Regions from separate parts of the Homo sapiens genome. Here region 1 is linked to region 2. Evidence: read pairs that join two places in POLR2A ChIA-PET (ENCODE). Cell type or tissue: HepG2. All regions are shown on one strand. Links, peaks and the distances in the headings refer to the core of each region. The heading gives the core; the rest is flanking DNA.

Evidence for each region. ChIA-PET counts read pairs that join two places held together with the same protein. Peaks named below come from ENCODE experiments on the same cell type or tissue, not always from the same donor. Only the 100,000 strongest peaks of a DNase experiment are listed, where the experiment ranks them.
Region 1: POLR2A ChIA-PET joins it to region 2 with 20 read pairs; 5 of 35 experiments call an interaction of 5 or more read pairs at or near these places.

What each region holds. Positions count from the first base shown.
Region 1 is chr1:1,343,197-1,351,920 of GRCh38, reverse strand. It overlaps DVL1 (dishevelled segment polarity protein 1), which reads left to right and starts at 2,503. Exons shown (of 15, transcript NM_001330311.2): 1 at 2,503-3,025. The coding sequence starts at 2,856. RefSeq lists silencers at 1,882-2,031, 2,052-2,371, 2,472-2,651, 3,812-3,988 and enhancers at 3,541-4,170, 4,171-4,800, 5,002-5,880. In HepG2, for the core only: CTCF peaks have their summits at 1,977 (motif pointing left), 2,507 (motif pointing left), 6,653 (motif pointing right) and 7,123 (motif pointing left); DNase peaks (open chromatin) are centred at 1,998, 3,820, 4,130 and 7,050; H3K4me3 peaks cover 2,182 bases.
Region 2 is chr1:1,429,226-1,438,898 of GRCh38, reverse strand. It overlaps TMEM278 (transmembrane protein 278), which reads right to left. Exons shown (of 2, transcript NM_001146685.2): 2 at 8,644-9,673. It overlaps VWA1 (von Willebrand factor A domain containing 1), which reads right to left and starts at 3,209. Exons shown (of 3, transcript NM_022834.5): 1 at 3,078-3,209; 2 at 1,415-1,972. The coding sequence starts at 3,150. LOC107985729 reads right to left here and starts at 5,666. Exons shown (of 4, transcript XM_017003066.2): 1 at 5,611-5,666; 2 at 4,828-4,936; 3 at 4,497-4,703; 4 at 3,350-4,363. The coding sequence starts at 5,666. The coding sequence ends at 3,749. It overlaps LINC01770 (long intergenic non-protein coding RNA 1770), which reads left to right and starts at 4,326. Exons shown (of 2, transcript NR_125996.1): 1 at 4,326-4,711; 2 at 8,237-8,742. RefSeq lists silencers at 3,092-3,281, 3,040-3,409, 4,156-4,450 and enhancers at 4,236-4,295, 3,555-4,298, 5,787-6,530. In HepG2, for the core only: CTCF peaks have their summits at 4,477 and 8,578; DNase peaks (open chromatin) are centred at 5,618, 6,838, 7,888, 8,428 and 2 weaker places; H3K4me3 peaks cover 7,814 bases.

The DNA.
Region 1 (8,724 bases), core at 1-8,000, 86 kb after region 2:
AGTGGCCACACCTGTCAGGGCCCCAGCTGGACCACATCCGCGTCAGCAACGGGACTGGCCTCAGGCCTCTGGCTTCCAGCCTCTCTTGAGACCTAGCCTGGGGTCAGGCCCTCAGGGCAGGGACAGGCTTCCTCCCTCCCTGGGGCCTCAACAGATAGCCCCTCTTAGGTCTTCCTGCCTGGCTTCTGACCTCTGGGGAAGAGAAGGGCTGCGGGAAGGTGGAGGGGGCTGGCGGCTAAGCTGTCCGGGCTTGGCTGAGCAAACGCCACAGTTCTCCCTCTCAGAGCCCGGGTGCAGGGTCAGGATCCCAGGCCCAAGCTGACCGTCAAGCACTGGTGCCTGCACTGATCGGTTTCTTTCCGAGCCGGTGCAGCCCCCAGCACGGTCAGGGCCCGATAGATGCCAGTTCCATCTCGCCGGCTTCCTGGGGACGGGAACCAAGGGACCCCACCGCACTCTCTTCCCCATCGCTCCAGCCCCGTCCAGGCCCCCTCCTCACTCCCCCCGTCGCTCCTGCCCCGTCCAGGCCCCCTCCTCACTCCCCCCGTCGCTCCTGCCCCGTCCAGGCCCCCTCCTCACTCCCCCCGTCGCTCCTGCCCCGTCCAGGCCCCCTCCTCACTCCCCCCGTCGCTCCTGCCCGGTCCAGGCCCCCTCCTCACTCCCCCCGTCGCTCCTGCCCCGTCCAGGCCCCCTCCTCACTCCCCCCGTCGCTCCTGCCCCGTCCAGGCCCCCTCCTCACTCCCCCCGTCGCTCCAGCCCCGTCCAGGCCCCCTCCTCACTCCCCCCGTCGCTCCTGCCCCGTCCAGGCCCCCTCCTCACTCCCCCCGTCGCTCCTGCCCCGTCCAGGCCCCCTCCTCACTCCCCCCGTCGCTCCTGCCCGGTCCAGGCCCCCTCCTCACTCCCCCCGTCGCTCCTGCCCGGTCCAGGCCCCCTCCTCACTCCCCCCGTCGCTCCTGCCCCGTCCAGGCCCCCTCCTCACTCCCCCCGTCGCTCCTGCCCCGTCCAGGCCCCCTCCTCACTCCCCCCGTCGCTCCTGCCCCGTCCAGGCCCCCTCCTCACTCCCCCCGTCGCTCCTGCCCCGTCCAGGCCCCCTCCTCACTCCCCCCGTCGCTCCTGCCCGGTCCAGGCCCCCTCCTCACTCCCCCCGTCGCTCCTGCCCCGTCCAGGCCCCCTCCTCACTCCCCCCGTCGCTCCTGCCCCGTCCAGGCCCCCTCCTCACTCCCCCCGTCGCTCCTGCCCCGTCCAGGCCCCCTCCTCACTCCCCCCGTCGCTCCTGCCCCGTCCAGGCCCCCTCCTCACTCCCCCCGTCGCTCCTGCCCCGTCCAGGCCCCCTCCTCACTCCCCCCGTCGCTCCTGCCCCGTCCAGGCCCCCTCCTCACTCCCCCCGTCGCTCCTGCCCCGTCCAGGCCCCCTCCTCACTCCCCCCGTCGCTCCTGCCCCGTCCAGGCCCCCTCCTCACTCCCCCCGTCGCTCCTGCCCGGTCCAGGCCCCCTCCTCACTCCCCCCGTCGCTCCTGCCCGGTCCAGGCCCCCTCCTCACTCCCCCCGTCGCTCCAGCCCCGTCCAGGCCCCCTCCTCACTCCCCCCGTCGCTCCTGCCCCGTCCAGGCCCCCTCCTCACTCCCCCCGTCGCTCCTGCCCCGTCCAGGCCCCCTCCTCACTCCCCCCGTCGCTCCTGCCCCGTCCAGGCCCCCTCCTCACTCCCCCCGTCGCTCCTGCCCCGTCCAGGCCCCCTCCTCACTCCCCCCGTCGCTCCTGCCCCGTCCAGGCCCCCTCCTCACTCCCCCCGTCGCTCCTGCCCCGTCCAGGCCCCCTCCTCACTCCCCCCGTCGCTCCTGCCCCGTCCAGGCCCCCTCCTCACTCCCCCCGTCGCTCCTGCCCCGTCCAGGCCCCCTCCTCACTCCCCCCGTCGCTCCTGCCCCGTCCAGGCCCCCTCCTCACTCCTCCCATCCTGGGCCGCCCTCTAGTGGCCTCCGCGCTTCCTGCTGGGGTCGGGTCGGGAAGGCCTCCAGCCCCGCGAGCCCCGGAACAGTAAGCGCGGACGCCCCGCGGCCTCAAGGGACGCCTCGGAAGTCTCCCCTGCCCTGCGGAGAACCCCAGGACTAAATCCCTCCCGCCGCCGGGCGCTCCGACGCCTCCGTGCACGCCCGCGCCCCCGCGCGCCCCGCATCCGCTCGGCCTGCTGCCTGGACCCCGTGGGACCCGGCAGAGGGCACGCGAGTCGGGAGCCTTCGCGGTGGCGCAGAGCGACCGGGCGCCACCTCAGCGCCGCGCACCCGGCGTCCCCGGGGTCCCTCCGCCCGACCCGAGCGCCCCGGCGCCCACGGGCCCACAGCCAGCGGCGCGCGTCGCATGCGCCGGATCATAATGGAGCGCGGGCCCGCGCGCGGGGGCGGGGCCGGGGCGGGGCGGGGCGAGCGATGATCGCCTGCGTCTGCGCATCCTCGCCCCGCCCCCGCCGTGCGCCCCCGTGACGTCAACGCCGCGCGCTCGGGCGCCCCCCCGCGGCCACGCTCAGGACCCCGGGCCGGGCGGTCCCTTTAACGGCGCGGCCCGAGGGGCGCAGGCGGGAGGGCGGCGGGGCTGAGCGCGCCCTCCGTGCTGCGTCCCTCGCGCCGCTCCCGGGCCGGGGGCGGATGGGCGGCCGCGGGCCGCGGGGCAGCAGTCGGGACGCGCGCGGGAGCCGGGGGCGGCGGCCGGGGCCTGGGCGGTCGGGCGGGGGCGCCCGGGGGCCTCGGAGCGTCGGGGCCGAGAGCGGTGCGGGCCGGGCGGGGCGCAGGCGGGCGGGCGGGTAGCGCCCCGCGTCCGAGCCCCGGGCCGGGCCCTGAGCGCGCGGGCTCCGCGCCGCCGCCGCGCCATGGCGGAGACCAAGATTATCTACCACATGGACGAGGAGGAGACGCCGTACCTGGTCAAGCTGCCCGTGGCCCCCGAGCGCGTCACGCTGGCCGACTTCAAGAACGTGCTCAGCAACCGGCCCGTGCACGCCTACAAATTCTTCTTTAAGTCCATGGACCAGGACTTCGGGTCAGTCGGCCGCGAGGCCTGCGCGAGCCTGGCGCGGGCTCGGGGGTCGCACCTGCCCGCGCGGGGACGGGGCGGGGGTCCTGAGCCGTTCGCGCCCCCGGGGACCTGCGACCGCGACGCGCCTCCGCTAGATGCGGCGCGGGTGGCGGCCTCGGCCCGTGTGCGGCGCGCGCCCACCTGTCCGTGGAGCGGGGCGATGGCAGGCGGGGTTCCCGGCGTCCCTGGCCCCAGCTTCCCGGCCCCGAGTCCTGCCTTGGCCCGTGTCAGACTCGGTCGGCCGCATCGCTTCCACCGGGGCTGGCCGGGAGCGCCTGCCGTTGGTGCGGGCTGGGGTCAGGGGCGTGTCAGTGGGAAGGAAGCAGGGTGGGGTTCCCTAGCTGGGATGGGGAGACATGGGGGTACAGGTTCACCAACCTGTCTGCTAGGGTTTGCAGAAGCTTCCCGAGGGTCAAGACAGGTTCTCCTGGCCCCCTTCTGCAGGGTCCTTGTGACAGGGTGGAGGTCAAGGGCCACTGGTGACCATGAAACTTTATTCGCCTACCCGTGTCCTGAGCTTCCTGTGGGCCCCGTCCCCACTGAGCCACAAAGCACTTGCGTTCCCGGAGCAGCCCAGACCATCTGCTGTTTCGGGGCAGCCTGGGTCAGCGTCTCCCTGCTGGGCCTCGGTGGTGGTGTCCCAGGCGAGGAGACCCCTGCTGTGCTGAGCTGGGCCCTCTGGGACAGGGAGCAGGAGCCTGGCGGTCTGCTTGAGGCCTGGCCTGGCCCGGCCCAGCCACCAGTAACCTGAGTCCCTAGTCCCAGCTCAACAGTGCTGGGGGCGGGCTCAGGCCTCGTGGCCCCAGGAGGTGAGCCTCCGGCAAGCGGTGTCCTTGTGTGTGGCCGCTTCTTGGGATTGTGACATTAAGGTTGTTTCTTGGATTCTGTGGTTGCAGGGTCCTCAGGCAGCCCCAGGTCCAGTCAGGCTGGGTCCGCTCTGGAGCTCTCAGGGGGGCCCAAGGGACATCTAGACAGCTGTACTTTCCTTCCCCACCCCCACGACCAGGCAAAGCAGAGAGGGCAGGGTGCGTCCTTGGCAGCCTTTGAAGGCTGGGCGCTCCCCACTCGGCTCAGCGGCCCTCCTGCCCGCTCCGGTCAGGTTGGGCAGGAGGGGGCGGTTTGTTTTCTGAGTCTGGTCCGGGCTCCTCCCCAGCTGGGGCACCTTGCAGTCCCTGCTTCTCTGGGCCTGGGCTGCTTTGGCCTTGAGCATGGGGCATGTGTCAGGTACTTTTGTTTTTGACTTAGTTTATTATTCTAACGAAAGTTACCAAAGTTACTAATGCTGTTTGTTGCAAATGTGTGCCACCAGGAAATGCGTAGTGAGGAGGTGCCCAGCCCCCAGGTTCTGCTCCTGGACCATGCTCTGGGATGAAGCCCTGGGGGAGTCCGCCTTCTGCTCCTGACACCCACCGGGGGCTGCCCAGGGCAGAGACAGCCTGACTGTTGCCCTAGTGCACTTCTAGCAGTGGCTGCACCTGCTGGGCACATTTGGAGGACGCGTGGGTGCCCGGGCCTGGGAACAGGGTGGGCAGGTCTGGGTGTCGAGGCAGGCTTGGGGATGCGGCCAGGAAAGAGACAGGGGAGCTTCAGTGTACAGCTTTGGAGGCTGCAGACTTACAGGGGGCTGGGAGTCAGTGGGGCTGCAGAGGTCAGGGCTGGGCTGGGCTGGGCTGTGGGGGTTGGAAAGAATGGACTGGGGTGATGCTGGAGGTCCAAGACGAGGGCCTTGCTCTGTAGCCTCCCAGGTCCTCTGGCTGGGATGGGGGCCTTGCTCTGTGTCCTCCCTGGTCCTCTGGCTGGTGGCCTCAGGAGCCTACGGAGGACCCTCATCAATTACTTCCTTCATCCCTTCCCCTGAGTTCTACCCGCAGACCTCTCAGCACTGTCTGTTCTGTGGAATAGAACCCCCGTGGGAGGGGCTGGTTGGTCAGTAATACTTTAGCTTAAGCGACTGCTGAACTAGACACTGACCCTGGATGCCAAGCGAATGTAGTTGGAGATGGGGGGAAGAGAAGGCAGGTCCTCGCTGGTCTGGGGTGGCCTTCATAAGAGAGGGAGCTTCAGGCTGGGGACGCTGAGGAGGCCCTGGTGAGTCGGGGGTTCCTGCGCCAGCCCCCGCTGCATTCTCAGCCCAGCCCTGGTTCCCCAGCCTCTGCTCCAGAGCATGACTGACCACCTTGCAGTGCAGGGAGCCTGTGTCATGGCCACAACCACGTGCCCTGGTCTGGACCCCACTCCCCACGCACGGCTTTGGCCCAGTGGGTGAAGGTCCCCCGCCTGTCCTCCACTTTTCATGCCCTGGTCACAGCTATTCTGACCCAAGATCCCCAGGGCTGGGAGGAGGGCAGAATTGGGGAGGGTCTCTGCCTGGTGCTGGGTTTGGTGGTTGGCAGGGGGTCTCGCCCAGCCTTGGGCCGAGGCAGAGGAGGGAGGGTGTTTGGCTCCGGGTCCCCACTGCTGGGTGCGTGGCGGATGCTGGGCCTGCTGGACTTGGCACCGAGGCTGTCTGTTGGGCACAGCTCCCACAGTTCATCTCCGAGGTGGGGGTGACCCAGGCCTGGGACTGGGGGATGGGTGGAGGCAAGGCTGTGGGCCCAAAGCCCTGGTCCCCAGGGCCGCCTGCCATGGGCCTCGGTGTTGTGACAGCTCCTTGTGTCCTGGGTGGTGCTGTGGGGAGCTATGGAGTTGGGGAGGCTCTGCCTGGCCTGGGCTGTGGGGGGAGTTCCCACTCCGCCCTCCCTGGCTGTGCCACTTGGGGTCTGTGACTCAGCCTCTCTGTGCCCTGAGTGCCTCCCTGGTTTTGGGAGGGTCCAGGCAGTTCACCTACTGCACTCATAGCCATGGCCTAGCAGGGACACTTGAGCCTGTGTGTCCTGAACCGGGGGAGGGGCACAGAGAGATCCCAGGACTCGGCACCACCCAGGGGACAGGCTGGTGGAGAGCCCCTGGCTCTGGGGTCAGGGGTTGGGAGGCCACAGACCCCCAAGGCTGAGGGCCCTGACCTGGGGCGTGCACAGGGGGCTCTGAGGGCACAGGATGGCTCTGCACCGCCTGTCCTGGGCCAGCTACCCCTGCCAGCTTCCTGCTCCGCCTTGGGAGAATGGGGTGCATTCGGGACCACGCCACGTCTAGGGCAGCTGGCTGTGGCCTCTGGGAGTCTGGAGGGTTCTCTGCATCCTGTGTGGCCATGCTGGCTCCCAGGGCGCTGCCTCTGAGTGGATTCCTCCCCGGGGCGGGTCTGTGGGGGCAGCACACAGGTTAGCCAGGCCTCACAGGGAATCCCAAGGTGGGGGCACAGTGCCGGCAGGGGCGCCCCTGGCAGCTGCCGTGAGTTTCAGCGGAGGCTGCTACAGAGGCGCGGGGACCCCGGGTTGTGGGTACGCCCCCAATGCCTGGCCAGCCTCCAGCACCCTCCCCCATCTGGCTGGGGTGGGGACGGCAGGGCTCTGCCTGGGACCTGGGTAGCTGATCCCTGGAGCCCCAGGCAGACCCCACCCTTCCCTCTGTGCTGTTTGGGTCCTGCTCCCTTTCTCCTGGCCCAGCCAGGCTTGGGTCTGCACCCTGCCACTGGGGGCAGGGGAGGACTTGTTACACCCTGTTGGGCTGAAGAGGGCGGAGTGAGTAGGGCCTCTGGGTCCTGGCTGGACATCTGTGAGGGGGCAGGGGGCAGGGACATCCCAGGCAGCCTGGGGTCTTCGTGAGGCCCTGGCTGGGTGGGCCATGCGGGCTTGGGCCACTCTGGATGGTGGGAGGGGGCAGGGCCCTCTTCCGGTGGAGCCAGGCGGGTGCTGTACTGGGGTGCTGGGTGGCCGAGTCTCCCTCCAGTGAGTCAGAGGGTGCTGGGTGGCCGAGTCTCCCTCCGGTGAGTCAGAGGGTGCTGGGTGACTGAGTGTCTCCCTCAGGTGAGTCAGAGGGTGCTGGGGTTGGGTGTGGCAGGGGAGAAGCTGCCGGCCAGGCCACCTGGGGCCGTGTGTCAGGGACTGAGGTGGGGACCCTGCCAGGGGCTCTGCTGTGGTCAGGTCCATTAGAGACAAGGGCTCACTGTGGGCCCTGGCCCCCTGGCGGCAGCTAGTGGTGGCCTCGGTGTCCGTGGGGCCCGCCTCACCCTGGGTTGCTCCAGCCTTTCAGGTGTGACAGCCTCTCACTGTGGCGGCCTCAGCCTGGCATGGGGTCATGGTCTTACCTGGGAAGGCTCCTGTGTGGGGGCAGCAGACGTGGAGGGGTCTGAGAAGTGACCTTCTCTGCTCTTTGGGGGCGTCTACCTCATGGCCTGGCCCTGGGTGGCCTGGGGAGGCAGCTGCAGGACCCCAGAGGGCTAGGTAGGGGTCCCTGCTCCCACCTGGGCTGGCCCTGCCTGCTGTCCACTCTGCCCTGAGGCTTGGGGCCTCTTCCCAGCAAGTGGGTGGGCCAGGGCTTGGGTGAGAGTGTGGGTTTGCCACTTTGCCGGGGGCCTCCTGCTACCTACTGCTTCGGAGTCTGGCTGAGTCAAGGTGCCCCGGGGTCAGGGGACCTGGAGCGGCCAGTCGGGGTGGCTCTGTAGCTCGCAGTGGGACTAGCAGCCACAAGGCCGCTTCCTGCCAGGTGTGCGGCCAGGCCAAGCCCCGTCTCCGGGCTCCTATTTCTCCACTGGGCCCAAGTCCCGGGCGTGGAAAATGCTGCTGGGCAGGGCAGGGTGCCACGAGGCGGCGTCCAGATCCTACCCAGCCTGCTGCCTGGGCCCTCAGAGGTCACAGTGTGAGTGTCGACCACAGCCCTGCCTGCCTTGCTCCTTGGCCTGGGGACCTGCCCCTGCCCAGCCATCCCCTCTGTGCCGTGTGGGTTGCCACCCTGCCCTCTGAACTCTGAGCTCGGGTCACCCGGCCTCCTCCTGGTTCGTGTCCCCTGACCCTCTGCGGCCTGCCTGGGTGCCCTCTGCCCCGTTCCCAAGCCTATCTGACCTGGGGGTGGACTGGTGAGGCACCTGGCCAGCTTGCTCTCCTGGGGGCCCTGCCGGCTCCGCATCCCCTGCTGCCCCTCTAGGTCCTGAGGTGCAGGGAGGTTTGGTGAGTGGAGGTCTTTGTCTCCCTGGCTAGGTGGACAGGACAGGAGGGTGGTGGGCGGCCTCTGGGGACCTGTGGGCCCTCCCAGCCCACCTACGTCCGTCCGTCGGGTCTGAGAGTCCTTGTAGGTGGACTGTGAGCCTGACTAGGGGTGCAGGGCAGGGGTCAGGCAAAGCCCTGCCCTCACAGAGCCTGACCCTGGGCAGGCAGGCACAGGGCCTGGGACCTGAGGCTGCTCCTGAGACGCCAGGAGGGTGGAGTAGGGCCATAGGGCATGGCTGGCATGATGGAGAGGAGGCTGCTGGGGGATTTGGGCTCCTGGTTGGGAATGACAGGTCTGAGTGCAGGGGTGGGTGCAGGTGGCCTGATGCCCTGGCTGTTGAGGGGTGGGCGGCTGGTCTGGAGCTGGCTGGGAGGTGGAGCGGTGGACCTGAGGTCTGGGGCAAGGGACAGGGAATAGCCTGGGGAGCCTTGGGGCCCGGTAGGTGCAGCTGCTGCTGCTGAGGAGGCTGGGGCCTGGCCCTGAGGAGTCCCAGTGTGGGGGAAGCCCTGGGGGGGGGGGGCTCCAAGCCCCAGGAACAGATGAGGTGGGGGTGGTTGGAGACAGCGTCTGGGGCCACCACA
Region 2 (9,673 bases), core at 704-8,703:
GCTGGGGGAGGACGGAGGAAAGGGTGCAGCCCCCTCAGGCCCTGTCAGAAGCGCCCCTGCCTCCCTTAGCCCCAAACCCAGTCCTTTGTGGAGAGGTGCAGTGGCCAGATCAGTGACCAGGACAAAGGTCCTCAAAGACGGCAGAGTCCACGGTGGTGCCTGAGAGCAGAGGACCAGCCCCAGCCTGAGTGGCCAGGCCGGGGTCTGAGGTCAGCCCGGCTCTCTGAGCTGCAGCTAGGAGATGGGAGACCACAGGGGCAGGCCCTGGGGTTCTGGAGGCGCTGCCTGCCCTGGGTCCCCAGGAGAGTGTGGGGTGGGGTTCTCCAGAGGGGGACTCCTGGACCTGTGACACCAAGCCCCACATAGCCCTCTGAGTGACCCTGCTGTGGCGAGGCTCATAAATGTCTGCGCTGGGTTAAAGCTATCAGGATCTTCCTCCTGCAGTGCTGGGTGCCTGGGCCACTTTCTTCCCATCCCCCACCCTCAGACCCGGCCTCTTTCCCAGGAGCCCCCACCCTGCTGCCTGGCCCCTCGGCACTGCAGCCTCAGGCTTTTCCTTTGGCTGCTTAAGGCAGCCTTTCCTCCTGGTCCCCTCCAGGCGCAGCTGCACTGGGTGACCTGGGGCCACTAGGGGCCAGACGTCCCTGGGGAAACCTTGGGGAGGGCCGTCCACCCCTCTCCAACCCACAGTCCAACCCCTTCCGGCTCTGGGTGGATGATTAACCCACAGACGGAGACTTGGTGAGATCCCCAGGGTTGGCATTTTTCAGTGGCTGCAGCAGGCTGAGCCAGTGGCCGGTTCCTCATCTCCAGCCCCAGCTCCTTCAGGGCTTGGCTGGGGCAGGGAGGTCCAGAAAAAAAGCCAATGGGAGCTGCTCAGCTCCTGCCTCAGGCCTTCCCTGGTCCGGCCTCTCAGGAAACCCTCACAGTGGGCCTGCAGTCCGAACTAGTTCAAAGCCCTCGGCGGCTGTCCCCACCCAGGAGAGGTGCCCTGTGCTCTCTGGGGGGGCAGTCCCTGACCTTTCTGGCTCACCCCTCTCCAGGTATGGTGGGCATGCTCAGGAGCACATGCTGCCCATCTGCAGAGTCCCCAGACTTGGAAGCTTCTTCCTGGGCCTACACCCGGGCTCTGCACTCCCTGGGGCCTCGAGGTCTGGGCTGGACACATCAGCAGGGAGCTACACCTGGAGGTGGCTACTCAAGCCTGCCCCCGTCTCAGCAGGGTACACGGGTCGCCCAGTGAAGAGTGTGCATAGACAAGCTGCATCACTCAGCCCTGCACCCTAGGGGTACCACAGCCCCGGAGGCCCTGGCCGCTGCTCTGGGGACATGAGATCTTCCCAAAGTCTCAACCCAGCCTCTCCTTCTGCGGCTCCCAGCTAGGGCTCCCTGGGCCCTGCCTCCTCCCGCATACCGAGAATGGAGCCCCTCAGCTCTTGGACAATGATGTGCAGGTCATCCACGTCCACAAAGTGCAGGTGCTTCTCGGCAGGGGCTGAGGCAGCGGCTGACAGCTCCAGGAAGTTGCCTCGGCCGGTGCTGACAATGAACACGGTGACGCCCAGGTCCTTGAGCTCCTGCATGGGGGGGCCCACAGGGTCGCTGGAGCCGCCATCTGTCACCCACACCAGCACTTTGGGCACCCCTGGCCGGGCACCTGATGCTTCAGCAAACAGCTGTTCCTTGGCATAGACCAGCGCCAGGCCAGTGTGGGTGTCACCCATGCGCTGGGCAGAAGCACGCACCGCATCCTGGGCAGCCTCACCCGAGCTGTGCTGGCCGAAGGGGAACTCGGTGTATGGCCGACTGCCCACGTGCACCAGACTGGCACGCAGGGCCCCGGTGCCCAGGGGCAGTGGAGCCACCAGCTGCCCCACAAACTCCCGAACCCGGGAGAACTCGTAGTGAGAGACGCTGGCTGAGCTGTCCAGCAGGAACATCAGGTCCCCTCGGGGGGCTGATGCTGGTGGACCTGGGGGAAAGGAGGAATGCTCAGCCTCAGGTGTGGGCCCCCCAGACAGCCCCACAGCAAGGCAGGGTCCCCCAGGGCCCCAGCTTTCCTTAAGTGGATGCTTGCCTTCTCCCAAAGGTCCTAGGTTGGGGGAAAGAGGAACTCTAAGCAAGAGGCCTGTACTTTTGGGGGTTTCACTGCACACTGGCCATGGGATCTAGGGCTCTCTCTGGGCTTGTGTTATCCCATCTGTGAGAGGGCGACTCTCCGCTCCAAGCCCCCACACCTTCCCATTCCTCACAGACCCTGCAAGCAGGTGGAGCCAAGAGTCCTGGCCTAGGCCCCCAGGACAGGCCTGAGCCGTGGGGCTGTTCCCTCCAGGCATGGCTTTCAGAGGAGCAGCCTGAGGCTGGAGTTCAGCCACGCAGCTCAGCCTGCAGGTGAGGCACCCTGGGCATGCACACAGCAGCAGGGGAAGGTGTCGGAGGCACAGCAATGACCACGCCGGATGGCCTGGCTGGAGCCCAGACCCCGCTTACTAGATGGTGGCCCCTCCCCTGGCCTCCATCCTCCAGCCCACCTGGACTCACACAACAAGATATAACCCCCAGCAGCCTGAAAGCCGGAACAGCCCCTCGCAGGCTTCCCCCTTCCTCCGGGCACCTCCGGGGTGGAGGCTGATGCCCCCTACACCGCCCCTCCCCACCAAGCCAGGGCACCAGCGTGCCTCAATTCTAGTCCCGGCCTTGCGGTTTTCCCCAGTGCGGTGGGGCGACTCCAACTTCCCTACCATCCCTCCACTAAGGGCCCTCGCAAGGGTAGGGAAACTGAGGCAGGGGTGCCCCCTTGACAGACATCTCCCTCTTCCTGTCCAGGCCCGCGATCCCGCAGAGATGCGGGCCGGGACGGCCCCTATGCCCCGGCGCTCACGGACGGTGTCGCCTGGAGCACCTGGGCCGCCAGCCTCAGGTGAGCAGGACGCTCCGCCCGCGCCCCCGCCCGGCTCCCGCAGCCTCCCAGCCCGCCCGCCCGTCCGGAGCAGGGGACAGCGACGGCCTTGCGCGGGCAGCGGCGCAGAGCGGTCACCAGAAGCCCCAGCCCCGGCCCGGCCGCCCGCCGCACTCACCGCGCTCCGCGCCGCTCCGCGCCAGCGCCAGCCGCAAGCTCAGGGCCAGGCCGAGCGCCGTCCAGGGGAGCATCGCGCGCGAGGGACGGGGCGCGCTCGGCAACTCGCTCGCTCGCTCGCTCGCTCGGGGCTGCAGGGCGCGTCACCGCGCGGACCAGGCCGGCCCCGCCCCCGGGAGGCCCCTCCCCGAGCGGCCACACCCACGCCGAGGCCACGCCCACGCCCTCCGGCGCGAGCGGAGGGCCACGCGCACAGACCCCGGAGAGGCGCGCACGAGCGGACCCCGACACGCAGGGACACGCAGCACCAGCCGAGATACGACCGAGGCACGCACGCGCAGGCACGCACACACACACACTCCAGTCTCCCTCTCCCGGCCGAGGCTGTGCGGCCCACGCTCTCCACCCCTCTCCGACCCCCAGCCGCGGGAGCCGAGCAGGGAGGTACCAGGCTAGGCCCTCCCCATGCCCACCACTGCCGTGACTCTGGGTGCTGGGGTCCCAGCAGCCAGGCCCAAGAGAACCCCAGGGGCTGGCGGTGGCACCAAAAAAACACGTCCAGACCGTGGTTTCGCCTTGGCCTCCGCGCTGGAGGCGGATAGGTGTCTGGAGTAACAGGACATGTATCCCAGGGACTGACCAGCAGGGATGGGAAGGACCATGGGGTGGAACTTACAAGGACACAGTGGCTTGAAAGGGGACAGAAGACAGGAATTCGAGAGAGACTCGAAGCACCCACGCCACCTGGGCTTCTTGGAGGAAGAGGCATGGGAGTGGGAGATGGTTGGTTGAGGCCCTGTCCAGTGGGACCACACTGGGCCTGTTACCCATATACCCTACCCAGTGAGGGGCCCAGACTCCAGGACCCAGGACACACCCCCAGCAGGACTGGAGGGTCCCACTGGTGAGACAGGAGCTCTTGAGTCTTGGGGTCTTGGTGAGGCCCAGACGAGAGGTGGCTGGTTGCAGGGGGCGTCCTGAGGGACAGTGGCTCCCAGGGCAGATTTCCCCTGCTTGGGTGGGGCTGGGCCAGCAGTGTCCCCTGGACAGGAGAACCCTACCCCGGCCCTCCCTCGGAGTAGCCATGGCCCTCTTCCAGGGCCTCCTCAGCTCAGAGCTGGGAGGTGGGGGACGTGGGGGGGTGTCTGCCAGGATGTCTCCTCCTTCCCCACCCTCTCCTGGAGGATGCGCCGCGGGAGAACGGATGGGGCTCCACAGGCTTCCTTCCTCCCTTTCAGGCAGGTGAGACACCGCGGGGCCGTGCGGACGGCCAGCACTCGACTTTGCCTAAAAAAGGAAGCAGCAGGCTGAGGCTGAGGAGCTGGCGGCAGGAACAAGGGAGAGCTGTGTCCCCGCCGGCGCCCCCCACCCCCCCTGCCGGGGATCTTGGCAGTGGAGGTGCTGGCTGCGCTCCACAGACCTCAGACCTCGGCTGGGACCAGAAATGCCTGGTGCTTCCGCCTGGGCCCGGTGGGGGGACTTTGGGTCCCCAGAGTGCAAGCTGTACCACTTCGAGGGGCCTCGCCAGGCCCCCCAGCCCCCAGTACACAGGGGCTGCCGTGGAGATGACGCTGAAGGCCGCAGCCGCTGGAGGACCTGGGGTCTGACCGGAAGCTGGCTGCAGACCCTGCGGAGGCACGTCCAGGTAGTCAGGCAGGGAGCTGGGCCGAGGGTCCCCCACCCTGGGGAGGCTCACAGCCAGTGGCCCGCTTGTCCCCCACCCTCGCCCAGCAGGCGGGCCACAGTCACACCTCAGCCAGCCTTGCAGGGCTGACGGGGAAGTTTCCCTCACTTCTGGAAAAAGTGAGCGGGTCTTCTTGGCTGTGACTCAGGCCCTCAAGGAAGCGGCCGCCCTCCTCCCTTCAGCTCGCCATCAGCGGGAGAAGGCACAGGAGGCCTGGCCTCCACCCAGCCTGGGCCGAGCTCAGCCACCTGCCTTGCTCCCGGCTCTGCCTGGAGTCCCTCCAGCTAGGAGACCCTCCCCATCAGCTCTCCCCGTGCCCCTCAGTCTTCAGGACTCATTCTTGTGTCCTGCCCTCCCCCCGCTGTCTCCACCCCGGAGGAGGGACGTGGACAGAGGGTCCCAGAGAGCATGGGGTCAGCCAGAGGTGCAGTGTCAGGGCCCGGGCCGGACTTGAGGCAGACACCGGAGGAAGCACAAATATAACAGCCGGAACCCTCCACTCTCCAGGGAGAAGGGCCCGGGGTAAGAGGCAGAGGCAAGGACGGGTCAGGCCAGATCACAGTGGGTGCTGGCCCCGAGCCCTCTGCCTCCTGCAGGCACAGCCCCTGTCTGATCCTGGTGGCCTGGGGCCCCATGGGGTGGGGAGCAGCCTGGTTTGGCTGCGGCCACCCCGCCCCCACGGTCTGGGCCTGGGCTGTGGGAGTCCCTGTGCCTCACTTCCCGGAGCCAGCCTGCCCTGCCGGTCTGTCTGCAGGCAGGTGGAGAGAGTTCCAGGAAGCTGGGGAGGCTGCTGTCACCCGGGCACCGCCCCTGCCCCCACCCGCCTTTGGGAATGCTCCCTCCTCCGCACAATCCAGGCTTCTGCAGAAGATGAAGGGCCTTTTGTCCCCAGCTGGCTGTGGTCATGTTTGACCCTGGGTAAAAGGGCAACTCCTGAGGCCTCTGACCCCACCCCTGACCCGAGCTGAGGGCAGGACGCCCAGGCCCGCACCCGGCGCCTTTTGTTGCTGTTTTCACGTATCTCACAAACGTACTCAAGCACACACAGGAGCAGATGGACGGGGCGGTGAGGGGCAGCAGTGGTGAGGGGCAGCGGCGGTGAGGGGCAGCGGCGGTGAGGGGCAGCGGTGCGGGCCTGAGGCACTGCTCTGGGGTGTGCCTGAGCCCACCCCACAACAGTAAGTGGGGCAGAGCAGGGGTCACCAAGAGAGCAGGGCCCACGCAGCTCCTAGACTCAACCTGCTCACTGGGGTCAAGGACAGGTCTTGGGGGCCTCGGGGGTCACTTTTCACTTCCCAGGAGCCCAGGCCTGCCCCTCTGGCCCCAGAGCTGACCCCCCTCAGTCCCCCGTGCCAGCAGCAGCTGGGGTGGCGGGTAGACACCTGGCGGGTAGCAGCCTGGGTAGGGGTGGGAGCTGCACCATCTGCGTCTGTCCATCCATCCCTCGTCTGTGTGCTGGGCACAGCCGCGCCCCAGCCTCAGTGCTGGGGACACACAGGCGCCGGGCCAGCACTGCCAGGCTAGGAGGGTGGGCGGTGAACAGCTAGGAAAGATACGGTCTACTTGTTTTCCCTGTGAGAACAGGGGGTCACTGGGGACTCGCACGCAAGGGGTACCCGAGGAAGAGCCTTCCAGGCAGAGAGAAGGAACCGCGAGTGCTGAGAGCAGGGTGGGGTGGGCAGGAGGGGCCTGCGCCAGGACTGCAGGGGCAGAGCAGGCTGGGGGCCTTCGGGAGGGGTGGCCGGGTGGAGGGTGTTGCCGGCCTCGACAGGGGCAGGAGGTTCGTCACAGCGAGGACAGAGCCCGGCCCGGTGGGAGCCGGAGAGCAGCAGGCCTGAATGACCCAGGGTTTCCTAATAGCAGGGCCCCTTCCTTGTGTGGGTCCCCTCACTTTGCCTCTCTGCTGGGACATCCTTCCCTGAAAGGGAGAGGAGGACCACATGCTGCCCCTTCCCCAGACACAGTCCAGACAGGCCCAGGCCACAGCCCTGGGCAGACGCAAAACTCCCAGGGGCCTGGACTGGGATAGGGAGGAGGCAGCAGGGAGGGACTGACCTATGTCCACACACCACAAGGGACTCCCAGAGGCGGGTGGGGCGGAGCTGGGAGCAGGGGCCTTAGCCCTCAGACCAGCCCACTCACCCTGGGGAGTTCCTGCCCCACAGCCTGCCCAGCTTACAGGCCTGGGGGCAGGGGCAGGCCAGCACAGGCCGGAGGGACAGAGGGAGCCACATCTGAGGGGTCCCCCAGCTGCTCACACCGTCTGAGGCTGTGCTTGCCAACAACTCTGCTCCCAGGAAATATTTTGCAAATCAGGAAATGACACCGGGCAAGGTGGGAAGCCCACTGCATCCAGTGGGGTGGGGCCCCTTACTGCCTCCCCTGCTCCGGCATGACGTGTGACAGGGACGCAGATGGGACACACACAGCCACACACACACACTCCGGGCTCCCATTTGGGCAGGGCAGGGGCCTCAGCCACCGGGAAAGAACGCCAAGCAGAGGTCCCCACAGCCACCCTGCAGCTCGGCTGCACCCAAGGAGTTCAGGCCCCTGGGCCAGTGGAGAGCTGTGGTAGAGACTGCAGGAAGAGGGAGGCTGCTCCTGGCCCTCAGGCTGGGGGAAGGGGCTCTGGGGGAAGGGGTGTAGAGGCACCCTCAGGGTGGGGGCGGGCCTGGGGACCCAGGGTCCTGAAGTGGAGGGGTTTCGGTCAGGGACACCATGCTGGGCAAAAGTTGGGAGAGATTCATGGGGTCCAGGTGGGGTCCTGCCCCTGCAGGGGCTAGAAGGGCTGGGCAAAGGCCAACTGTATACCTGGGGCCTTGAGGAGGGGAACCCTGGCTGGGGGCCCCACCTCCCCCTCATTTCATGCCCCCCTCCTGGCTTCCCAGATGGTGGCCGATAAGGGAGCTGCTTAGGATCCATGGAAGGGGCCAGGCAAGAACCCGGGGGAAGAACCCAGGGGCCTCAACGCAGGGCCCGTTCTGTCCTAGGGGGTGGGGCCCCTGCCTTCCAACGTGGGGCCTCTTCTGTCCTGGGGGTGGGGCCCCTGCCTTCCAACGGAGGGCCTCTTCTGTCCTAGGGGGTGAGGGGGTGAGGGGGTGAGGGGGTGGGGCCCCTGCCCCGGCACTCGGGCTCTGGCCTTCCTGAATCGCCCCTTCCTTGCTTCTCTTCCGCCGGCCAGGCCTCTGCTCTCCGGGGCTACGGCCTCCCACAGGCACGTTCCTACATCCCTCTGTGAACCGCCCACAGGCCCCCCCACAGGTGTTCCTCTGTGAGCTGGTCGGGCGGCCGGGGCCGGGGCCGGGCTTCGCTGCTCCGTGCCTTCCACCTCCCTGGCGGTGCGGGGCCTCAGGGTGGGCCTGGGAAGCTGGAAACACCTTTGGAAACAGCCGCCTGAGGCAGCTGTGGACAGAAGACCCTGCCCAGCAGCCAAGGGAGCTGGCCTCTCCGCTCAGCCTCCCCACCCCCACCAGGCCCAGCTGTTGTTTTCACGGCTCCGGGACCAGGCGGATCCTCAGCCAAGAGCTTCCCAGGAGAGCCCTCATCTTCAACCCCTAGTGGCGACCAGAGCCAGCCCGGGCAGGAGGGGAAGGAAGGCGGCCGCGGCCCCGGGGAAGCCATCCTGGCAGCTTGGCCACTGGCCCGGCTCCTGTCTGACCAGGAAAGGCATCAAAGCCGGACTCGGATGGAGGCTGGAAAACCCCGAGACTTCTGCTGGACTCGACCCAGCCACACACCAGGCTGTGCTCAAGGCCACGGAATGAGCCTTGACCCTGGCCCCAGACGGAGCCCAGACCTTGCTGGTCACAGGCTGAGCCCTGCTGGCAATATGATGTACTAGATCCCTTAAAAGGCCTTCCAGCAACAACCAACTTCTGGATGAATTACTATGAGCGTACATTTTTAATAGACTGTTGTGTTTCCAAGAAAGTAAATATCTCCGAGTCTCCCCCAAAATTAAACAGCAAAAATAAATAAGGCCAGGTGGGGTGGCTCATGCCTGTAATCCCAACACTTTAGGAGGCTGAGGCGAGAGGATTGCTTGTGCCTAGGAGTTCGAGACCAGCCTGGGCAACATGATGAGACCCCGTCTCTACAAAAAAATTTAAAATTAGCTGGGTGTGGTGGTGCACTCTAGTCACAGCTACTTGGGAGGCTGAGGCAGGAGGATCACTTGAGCCTGGGAGGGCGAGGCTGCAGAGAGCTAGGAGCTCACCACTGCACTCAGACTGGGCGGCAGAGCAAGACTCTGTCTCTAAGTAAACAAACAGACAGAGTAGTGTGGAGGCCTGGATGATGAAGGGAAGTGGTTGGGAAAGCAGATAACTCCCTGGACACACACAGGGACAGAGAGCCAGCCTGCGGCCAGGGAACAAGTATGTTTCTCTGCCTAGGGGCTGCTTAAACCAGGGGTCTCAAGGGTCACTGAGGGGGCCGAGGGTGGTCTCGCCTGGAAAAGGGGAATAGTCTCTGGAGGGAAGCATCCCCAAGTTGGACCTCAGAATTGTCTCCGATAACAGCTGACAATTAAACAACCAAACGTTCAGAGAAACACCATGCTACTGATGAGAATCGGCAGAAACACCAGTCACAGATTTAGACCCCCAAAGACTAGGACACTGGAATTATTTAGTACAGAATATAAAATAACTATATATGAAATATGTTTAAGAAGTGGAAACTGTAATCTAAAAAGCAAGCATGTATCAAGAGACCATAAAAAAAATCAGACAAATCTAAAACACAATCAGATGTAACTTTTAGATATGCTAACCTTTTTTTTTTTTTGAGATGGAGTTTCACTTTGTCACCCAGGCTGGAGTGCAGTGGCACCCTCTCAGCTCACTCCAACCTCTGCCTCCAGTGTTCAAATGATTCTTGTGCCTCAGCCTCCTGAGTAGCTGGGACTA